Linked DNA regions of Homo sapiens: region 1 is linked to region 2. Evidence: chromatin contacts called from ENCODE Hi-C or POLR2A ChIA-PET data. All regions are on one chromosome and are shown on one strand. The core of a region is the stretch at or near the end of the contact, and the rest is flanking DNA. Distances in the headings are between cores, read along the strand shown. Region 1 overlaps SH2D4B (SH2 domain containing 4B). Region 2 overlaps TSPAN14 (tetraspanin 14).

What was found. Hi-C counts contacts between places; a loop is a spot of excess contacts on that map. ChIA-PET counts read pairs that join two places held with the same protein, here RNA polymerase II (POLR2A). Pooled maps may share reads with other maps.
Region 1: a loop to region 2 is called in a pooled map, with 2.1 times the contacts of the local background. The contact joins two enhancer-like sites. A Hi-C loop is called at or near these places in 2 of 168 maps with a recorded cell type or tissue (astrocyte of the cerebellum and endothelial cell of hepatic sinusoid) and 1 of 50 pooled maps. POLR2A ChIA-PET finds 5 or more read pairs at or near these places in 2 of 52 experiments (activated CD4-positive, alpha-beta T cell and activated T-cell).

What each region holds. Positions count from the first base shown.
Region 1 is chr10:80,548,585-80,553,623 of GRCh38, forward strand. All of the region lies in intron 1 of SH2D4B (SH2 domain containing 4B), which reads left to right. Among named protein-coding and RNA genes, the nearest start is that of SH2D4B, 13 kb to the left of the region's middle. Within about 2 kb of position 3,692, at least 6 of the 41 ENCODE cell types and tissues checked have a DNase peak (open chromatin) inside an H3K27ac peak, as active enhancers do.
Region 2 is chr10:80,507,545-80,512,754 of GRCh38, forward strand. TSPAN14 (tetraspanin 14) reads left to right here. Exons shown (of 9, transcript NM_030927.4): 5 at 1,757-1,927; 6 at 4,600-4,725. Among named protein-coding and RNA genes, the nearest start is that of TSPAN14-AS1, 26 kb to the right of the region's middle. Within about 2 kb of position 2,342, at least 9 of the 41 ENCODE cell types and tissues checked have a DNase peak (open chromatin) inside an H3K27ac peak, as active enhancers do.

The DNA.
Region 1 (5,039 bases), core at 2,442-4,941, 42 kb after region 2:
TGCAATGAGAATAACAACTCTTTCCCAACAGTTTTTGGAAGAATTAAAAATGCTTCTTCAACAAGGGGGACAGCTTCTGCCACCATGCAGGTACCTAAGAGCCAGGTCATGCTCGTCTCCTTCCTTTCTTGGTTCTGCTGGCAGATCCCCTTGGAATTAGTCTGGGCCTCTTCCTGAGTGCTCCATTGCTAGCCCTAGTCTATGGGACCAGCCACATCACTGTCTAGCCAACCTCAGTTTTTCTGGAGTCTCAGCAATGGGGGGTGACTTAGGGAGCAAGGGCTTTCCTGTGTGTCTCAGATCATCAACCCTTGTGTAGTTTACACATTTACTTTTACTTTTTAGGATATATTGGAGGAAATTCAGTTTTTCCAATGAAGGGTCACTCTTGATTCTTGGGATGCTGATAAGCTTTTCAGATGAATGATGTAAAGATGAGGCATCATGGTGGGTGCAGGAAGAGCACACAGAGAATTGCTGTGATCTGCTGGTAACTGTCGGCACAGCCTGTGGCCTGGGACTCCCTGATTGTGATTGTGTGGCTAAACATAGGGCTCCCTCCTGAGCCAGGCAGTGGAACAAAGGCTAGGGATCTCCGAGAGCTGTGATGGGACTTGATTGTGTGTGTGTGTGTGTGTGTGTGTGTGTGTGTGTGTGTGTGAGTTTGGCATGTGTTCTGCTGGCGTTTGGGGCATGGAGAGAGAGCTGGGGCCAGACCTTTCTGTTCCATCTGCCTGGACCTTGAGATCCGGTATGGCCCTGCCGTGCAGTGGGTGCTTCGCCCAGGTTTGTGGCCTTGACATTGATGGGGCCTCACTTTCTGGCTCCCAGCCTCCTGTTCTGCCTCCATACAGCAGCCAGAAAGGTGAGACAGCTGTGCAGATGAGTGAGCTCCTCAGGGGTGTAGTCTCAGCATCTCCCCTGGAGCTCAGACCCTTCATCTGTAATGGGCACGGTCTTTACTGAAACCACCTCCCTCCAGGGGAGGTTGTGGGGATTAAGTGAGCCATGTGCAAAGTGCCTGAAGTCCACCCGGCGTGCACAGCACCTGCCGAGGGCTTCTGGTTCCTTTGCAGCCTGCCACCTTGCTCTTGTTTCCTTCCTGCCTTCCTCAGGCCCAGCAGTGAGGTTCTTAGTGAGGCAGCTCCACTTGCAAAGGCCACCAGGGCCCACTGCTCCCCATCTTTAGCACCAGTGCTTTCCGAAGCTGCACAACCTCGACTTACCAGGTGGGCAGTGAGAGGAGCCAGAGCAGAGGCTGCTGTGAGCAGGCATGGGGTCACCCACAGTCACCGGTGCTGATGGCACTTGGTACCTGGCAGGCATGGGCATCCCCAGGGGTGAGGGTGGTTTCTGTGGCTGTGGAGAAAGATTAATATTTAATTAATTTAATTAATTAACAATTAATAATTAATTGTCAGCTTTGAATAATCTGTGTCCACAAGGAAAGAACTTGCAGCCTTAGTCAGCTAAGGGCTTTTGGTGGGGAGCGGGGGGTGGGGGAAAGGGGTCCCTGGAAGCTAAGGAGGATGGGTCGGATGGCAGAGCAAGAAGTAAAGGCAGCTGCATTCTATACTATGAAGGAGAACTCCTCCAGATGGAGGGCCTGTCAGGCCTGTGCTAGGCCCTTTAAGGGCCTCAGCTTATCTGACCCCTCAGTGACCTGGAAGATGCACCCCTATGCATTTCATAAAATCTAAGAGTGCTTGATTGAAAGACACATCATTGGCTGGGCACAGTGGCTCACACCTGTAATCCCAGCACTTTGGGAGGCTGAGGTGGGCGGATCACGAGGTCAGGAGATCGAGACCATCCTGGCTAACATGGTGAAACCCCATCTCTACTAAAAGTACAAAAAAACTAGCCGGGCATGGTGGCAGGCGCCTATAGTCCCAGCTACTCGGGAGGCTGAGGCAGGAGAATGGCGTGAACCCAGGAGGTGGAGCTTGCAGTGAGCCCATATCGCGCCACTGCACTCCGGCCTGGGTGACAGAGTGAGATTCCGTCTCAAAAAAAAAGAGAAAGACACATCATTATTTTATGTCCTACTAAGAAAGCTGTAAATTAAACTATGATACATCAATGGTTGTAAGTACATCCTGATTGAAGAAATGTTAAAATAGGTGTCTTTGAATCAATGAATAAGGTATTATTTCCATTTTAGTTGAGCAAGTGGAATCTCAGAGAGGTTTAGCAACCTGCTCTAAAAAACAAGTAGGAGTTGGAATTAGAATCTGATCCTAGGCCTGTTCTTCCTGCCACAACATAGGAAGCTTCCTCCACACTGTTTCTGCCATGATGAAAAACATATATTGCAGGTGGTTAAAGATCAACACAAAAAAAGGAGAAACAAAATTATCAAAGTAATAAAAGAAAATATGAGACTCTGTTGGGGGAGAGTGAAGCCTTTCTTAGAATAAAGCACAACAAGGAAAAGAAAAAGAAAAAGAAACATGACTTGATTTTTATTTTATTTTATTTTTTTTGAGACGGAGTCTCACTCTGTTGCCCAGGCTGGAGTGTAGTGGCGCGATTTCGGCTCACTGCAAGCTCTACCTCCCGGGCTCACGCCATTCTCCTGCCTCAGCCTCCTGAGTAGCTGGGACTACAGGCACCCTCCACCATGCCCGGCTAATATTTTTTGTATTTTTAGTAGAGATGGGGTTTCACCATGTTAGCCAGGATGGTCTCGATCTCCTGACCTCGTGATCTGCCTGCCTCGGCCTCCCAAAGTGCTGGGATTACAGATGTGAGCCACCGCGCCTGGCCAACATAACTTGATTTTTAAAAATCTTAATAAAAGATGCCAAACTTAAAAAAAGAATGAAACTGGATTTAAATAGAAAAATATTTGCAACATATATAACAGGCAAAGGATTAGTATCCAGAAAATATAATGAAGTGCTCCAAATCAACTAGCAAAAGACAAACAACCAATAGAAAAATGAAGGAAAAAAAATGAACAAGCAATTGCAGGAGGGAAATTTCAAATCACAATGAAGATGCGAAAATACATTCAACTTCACTAATAAACCACTTCCACTCAAATTAAAGCAATCAGATTAGCAAGAGTTAGGAGAGTCTAAGAGTAGCCATGTTAATGAGGACCCAGGGAAAGAGATTCTCTCCCACACTACAAAGAGTGAGACACACAGCGGGACTGAGTGCCTGTCCCTTTCCAATGCTTCTGCAGGTTCCCGAAGAGCTTGGGCAGATGGGGATGGGGTGGTGGTGTCTTAGTCCAGGCTGCTATAAGAAATTATCACACACTGAGTAGTTTAAACAACAAACATTTCTCACAGCCCTGGACTCTGGATGTCTGAGGTCAGGGAGCCAGCATGGTCAGGGGTCTGATGAGAGCCCTCTTCCTGGATGCCAATGGCTGACTTCTGTATCCTTACATGGTGGAAAGAAAGTGTGCTAGCTCTCTGGCCTCTTCTTATAAAGGCACTAATCCCATTCATGAAAGTTCCATTTTGTTGACCTAATTACCTCTTGCCCTAATTACCTTCCAAAGGCCATACCTCCTAATACCATTACACTGGGACTAGGGTTTCAATGTATGAATTGCAGGGGTACACAAACATTCAGAATTTCAGACCATTGTTAGAGAACAGAGGCTCATGCCCAGGGTCACACAGCTGGTCAGTGATCAGTGGACCAGCAGGGAGCCTGAGTTTCGGTGCAGTTTCCCTTTCCTTCCCTTCTCCCAGCTGCTGCCAAAAGCCCAGGGACTGTTTGAACAGGACTGACTTTTGCTCCACTTTGCATGGAGGGAGGTGCCTCTCCTGCGCTACTTCAGGACTCCAGCTGGTGGATGCTGACCTGAGCTGCCCTAGCTTCCTGTCTCTCCCCTGGGATTCTTTTCTGTCCCCTCATTTCAGGATGCTAACGCTGTCCCCTCCCTGCTTCCCCATCTCTGCACCTCCCTGCTTCCACTTCCAGCCTGGAGGACAGCAGGGGCAGCTCGTGAGAAAGGCCACCAGCTGCTTATCTCGGCACTCCCTGTAACCCAATCCCAGCTCTCACTCCAGCTCAGAGGAGCTGGGTGGAAGTAGCAGGTTGTAGGCATCTACCTGTCCCTCTGCTATCTCTCCGAGTGGCTAGCATTACTGCTTTCCAGGTTTTTCTCACCTAAGAATCAGCAAAGCTTCCTATGGTTTTCCCATTTGGAAACAGATTTTGCCTTAGATGTTGGGGTCTAAATTCTTTGGGTTCATTTTCATGTGTATTTACCCCATGTCGTGTTAGAATTACATAACCCTAGGCTTTAGGCATTTCTTTCTCCCCCTCTCTCTCTTTCTTTCTCTCTCTCTCTCTCTCTTGCTCTCTCTCTCTTTCTTTCTTTGAGACGGAGTTTTGCTCTTGCTGCCCAGGCTGGAGTACAATGGCACGATCTTGGCTCACTGCAACCTCTGCCTCCCGGATTCAAGTGATTCTCCTGCTTCAGCCTCCCGAGTAGCTGGGATTACAGGTGCCCGCCACCACACCTGGCTAATTTTTTATATTTTTTAGTAGAGATGGGGTTTCACCATGTTGGCCAGGCAGGTCTTGAACTCCTGACCTCAGGTGATCCACCCACCATGGCCTCCCAAAGTGTTGGGATTACAGGTGTGAGCCACCATGCCTGGCTGGCATCATTTATTTCTATCCTAGTATTTCACTGGTGTGCTTTTTTTCTGGGCACCATGGTGGGATTCTCACCCTCAAAACTGTGAGATGCTAAAGATTTAGGATGTCCTGTCCCTTGTCCCCAGGACATGTGCAGCTCCCTCATTTTACAGATTAAGCGATTTTGATCCCAGAGATTTTAAGGAACAGGACTGACAGCAGGGTCTGGGCTCCTCACTGGCACATTGATTCTGCTGTGTCTCTGTATTGAACAAATTGCAGACAGGGAAGTAGGGGTTGGAGGTGGGGCGTTGTGGATTTCCCAATGACAGTTACACCAAGTCCTGCTACACGTGGGGCATCATGGCCCCGGTGGGAGCTGTTCTTGGGTTTGTTCTTGTTCTAGCAAGAGAGGGTCCAGGCTTCAT
Region 2 (5,210 bases), core at 1,092-3,591:
GTTCCTCCCAGCAGGAGAATTAGGTACCCTCTGGTTTTTAGCCCTGGGTGGGAGGAGCCAGCTGCCTATAGGCCAGCTCTACTCCCCGCTCCTTTGCCTTTTATCTTCCTTCAGAAATTCTAAAAGAATTGTTTGTCTGCTACTGTCCTTTGCCCTTCCTGGCTAAGATCAAAAGATGTTGCAAGTAACCTTAAATCATTTCCCTCCTCCAAGGATGTGTGAGTCTGTTGGATGTACAAGTCAGAATCCCAAATTTCCTGGCAGAACTGCAGATTACTAAGAGTTTAGTTTTATATTTAGATACAAATTCATGTTTAGATTTATTCAGTTAAATAACACCTGGTGGGGAAAACACATTATCATATTTTGCAGTATATTGTTTGTTGACTTCATTAGATCAAGCTTTCTTTTTCTTGGACATAATTTTAAAAGCAAAACTATGGGCTTTTTGTCCTAATTTTTTCTCTGGAAAAAAAAAAGAAAAGCTATGTTTAGCATCTTGCTTTTATATGAACAGAGATTACGTTTTGGCAGGCCTTGTGTGCATATGTGTGTTTCCTTTTTCTTTTCTTTTCTTTTTTTTTTTTTTGATACCGAGTCTCGCTCTGTTGCCCAGGCTGGAGTGCAGTGGCGTGATCTCGGCTAACTGCAAGCTCCGCCTCCCGGGTTCACACCATTCTCCTGCCTCAGCCTCCCGAGTAGCTGGGACTACAGGCGCCCGCTACCATGCCTGGCTAATTTTTTTTTGTATTTTTAGTAGAGACGGGGTTTCACCGTGTTAGCCAGGATGGTCTCCATCTCCTGACCTTGTGATCCTCTCGCCTCGGCCTCCCAAAGTGCTGGGATTACAGGCGTGAACCACCGCGCCCGGCCGTGTGTATGCTTTTTCTTACTTTGAAAGATTACTCCAAATTGGCCGGTTGTGGCAAGCTGCTTAGTGTCTTATATGGCCAGTGATAATGTCTGTGAGAGCGCAGACTGCAGGCTGGGAGTCTGCCCTGATGGGATGTGGACCTGTGGCTGCACTGGCCCCTTGCAGAATGCCACCACTGCTTGTGGCCTGGGGCAGCTGAGCTTCTGGAGGGGTCTTTATGCTGACGATCATATACTTTCATGCAGAGTTGGTACAGATAACATTGGCACTTCCAGAATTGTAAAGAGCCCTGCAGGGAACTCACATGTCCTGCATGAACTATGTGACCTCAGGCAAGCTATGTACCTCGTGACATAGCCATAGTTTCCTCATCCCTAAAGTGAGGTAACAGATACGTAGGCACTCGATGGTTTTGTGTGTGTAGTGGGGAGTCATCAGATAATGTCTTGGGCACAGTGTCTGTCCTAAAGGAGCCGACACCCCAGGATGCCACCCTGGAGGGTCCAGGTGGAACTGCTGGGGTAGGACAGCCATTCATTCCTGTGATAGGGGTCTCCTCCTTGTCCAGGGAGGAGGGCTGCTTCATAGCAAGTGATTGACACATTGGCTTGGAGCTTTCTCACACTTTTTCACGCATTTGAGTGTTATCAGCAATGCAGTGACATGGGTAGGGATAAATAGCCCCTTTTTACAGATGAAGCGAAGTTGTGCAGAGTCACCCAGCTAACTCTAAGTGTGGGGTTCTGGGGCCCCGATGTGGGACTCTCAGGTGCAGAGCCCACGCTCTGCTGAGGATGGTGGTTCTGGGTCAGGTGGGGTTATGTGTGTGGGGGTGCAGGCTGGTGGGGTGGTGACTTCTGCTCCCGTCCCCTTCCCCTGCAGTTCTGTGGCACCATCGTGCTCATCTTCTTCCTGGAGCTGGCTGTGGCCGTGCTGGCCTTCCTGTTCCAGGACTGGGTGAGGGACCGGTTCCGGGAGTTCTTCGAGAGCAACATCAAGTCCTACCGGGACGATATCGATCTGCAAAACCTCATCGACTCCCTTCAGAAAGCTGTAAGCACCTCCCCAGCGGGCCCCCGATAGAGCATGCACCTCCCTGTGCTGCCTGGAGCTGAGTCTAGCAGGGGCATCAGGCCTTCTCTGTGGGTTGTCTGCCTGCAGCTTGGCAGACAGCAGGGAGGCCGTGGAACAAGCCACTCCACCTCTGGTCTGTTCCACTTTGCCGGCTTGTGGTTGCCTGGTGGGCCAGCCCTTTCCCATTGGGATTGGGCAGGCAAGTCCAGCTGTACCCGAGGCCACCCACCCCCCACGTGCCCGGCCCTCCTCTTTCGGCCCCAGATCTTTCCAATCCTGCCCAATAGCCATACCAGCTGCAATCCTCCTTAGGCGCTGCATACCGTAAGGCACAGCTTCTTCCCCCCGGCTCATGACTCACCATCTGACGCTATTCCTATCCCCTTCCTCCCCGGGACCTTTTCCCCTTCCTCCCTGGGACCTTTTCCCCTTCCTGTTTAAGAAGCCAGGGCTGCCTGGAGGAAGCTTTGTCAGATCTAGTGGAATGTGACCTCCCTGGAATATGTGCCCAGGGGTTTGTCTAAGCAGTTCCAGGCTATGGCCTTTACTCCATCTGGTCCCCATCCCTCTTATCTCTCTCATGTGTGGCTGCACCTGGACGCTTGGACCATAGCTGTCACAGCCCCCTGGGGAGGAACCCACTCCTTGGCCATGTCAGCCTGTGCAATGCAAGGCTCTTGTTTGATCTGTGTGCTGACAGAAAGCCCAGCTTCCTTAAGAACTTTTCATGTGGAACACTTTGGTTTTGAGAAGAAAATAAATCAGAAACCATTAAAAATCTATGATTCACTCTCATTATTAACCAAAACTTGTTCACCTTTATTTCATGTATTATGGGATCCAGCAAAACCCATTTATGGGACCAAAGACCCTGCCTGTATTGTTATTACTAATGTGTATTAGTCTGTGAAAGTCACCAAATCCCCGCCATGTTTTGATGCCTCTCCTTTCTTTTCTGTTCAGTGCCACCGTCCTTTTTTCATTTTCACGTAGCCTTGGCTTGCCTGGTCTCAGCATGCTAGGTTGCGGTTCATCCCTGCATTGCCTTAAAAACATAGTTTTCTGCATTGACTTCTTTTTCTTTTAAAAATAAAACTTCTGGCCGGGCGCGGTGACTCACGCCTGTAATCCCAGCACTTTGGGAGGCTGAGGCGGGTGGATCACAAGGTCAGGAGATCGAGACCATCCTGGCTAACATGGTGAAACCCCATCTCTACTAAAAATACAAAAAATTAGTGGGGTGTGGCGGTGGGCACCTGTAGTCCCAGCTACTCGGGAGGCTGAGGCAGGAGAATGGTGTGAACCCGGGAGGCGGAACTGGCAGTGAGCCGAGATCACGCCACTGCAGTCCAGCCTGGTCAACAGAGCAAGACTCCGTCTCAAAAAAAAGATAAAATAAATAAATTAAAACAAAACAAAACAAAACTTCCCAGGGGAGGGATTCAGTAAATTACAGAGCTTCCTTGGAGTGAAATTTCAGGTAATCACTAAAGCAAGTGGAACCGTGGAGGTGTGGGGGAGACAATTTTACCTGAGAAGTAAGCAAAACAAAATAACCAACCAGAAATCACTGTTGTCATTTGTTGTGATTATTGCCATAACCATGTCAGCTGTAAGGGCAAATGCAAAGAAGTTTTTTAGGGGAAAAGACACTGTCAACTTCACAATGATGCTTTCAGTGTTTGGATTTTACACACTTTTTAGTCAAATAAGGATTTTCTTTGTAGCCACACCAGATGCGAGGAAGGGGAGGGCAGAGGCCCCAGGTGTGGGGCAGAGCTTTGATTGTGTTACCTTTCACCTTCATCGGACCTCTTTTCCTCAGGAGCAGACACTTAGCAGCTGTTTTTTGTAAAGGGGTGAAAAGGGGAATTCACTTGCAAGTTTCTCAGGGAGGAAGAACACTGCACACTAGGAAGTGTTCTCTTGTGGCAAGTAGAGGACCACACCAAGGTGCCGAGGGGGCCACAAAGGAGAGGACGCCACTCTCCTGTCTGAGGAGGCTGGAAGGAGGCGTCTCCTTTGAGGAGGCTGGGAAGAAGAGCAAGCTCCCTGCTAAGGAGGGCCAGGGCTGGGTATGTTGTGCCTGGCAGTGGGGCCAGAGGGCTCCACTGAGCCAGCCATGTGGGTTGGACAGAGGAGGCACCGTGGCCCGGAGATACCTTCACTGCCATTTCCTTTTTGTTATTATTTTCTTTAACACATCAAAAGGGCAGGTCCTCTCTCTCTCTCTCTCTCTCTCTCTCTCTCTCTCTCTCTCTCTCTCTCTCTCTCTCTCTCCCCTTTTTTCTTTCTCTCCTTTTCTCTTTCTCTCTCTCTTTCCTTTCTTTCTTTCTGATTGGGGGTGGGGGTCTTGCTGTGTTGCCCAGACTTGTTTCCAACTCCTGGGCTCAAACCATCTTCCCACCTCAACCTCCCGAGTCACTGAGGTTACAGGCCTGAGCTACTACGCCTAGCTGTTTTCTTCTTAAAGGGCTGCCTGGGTTGCCAGCTTAGCATCTCTGCACATGGGAGGTAGGGGGCGGGCCTTGATTTCTCTGCATGGTAGATGCCGGCAGACTTAGCCTGGCATCACTATGAATGATGCCCTATGCTGGGCAGCCATGGCCCTGTCTTGGAGCCCCTAACAGTTCTGGCTTTTGTGGTTGCAGAACCAGTGCTGTGGCGCATATGGCCCTGAAGACTGGGACCTCAACGTCTACTTCAATTGCAGCGGTGCCAGCTACAGCCGAGAGAAGTGCGGGGTCCCCTTCTCCTGCTGCGTGCCAGATCCTGCGGTGAGTTGGCTTGTGCTGGGGCACAGGGAGCCCGCCCTTCCTGAAGCCCAGAAGCTTTCCTGACTCCTCCAGTGCTCTAGGATACTTCTCTGTCATGGAGGTCTGAGGAGCAGGTGTGCTTTCTCCACACCCTCCTCAAGGCTGCCTCAGCTCTGAAATCCGATATGTGTACATTCTAGGAACACTGCTTGCATGACCCACCCTGGCCTTGGTGTTCTGGGTGAGGCAGGAGAAAAACAGTATTATTTCTACCTGGAGGGCTGTCACTTGCAGCTGGCCAAGAGCTATGAGTGAAATAAGGCCCGCTTATCCCTCTTCCCTGTCCTTTTTCTGGAGCAGATTCCTAGAACTCAACAGTGCACGGGGGCTGTGGGTACACATCATTAACTGGGGAACAGTAGTGGAGAATTATTTTCTTTCTTTTTCTCTTTCTTTTATTTTTGAGACAGGGTCTTGCTGTGTCGCCCAGGCTGGAGTGTAGTGGC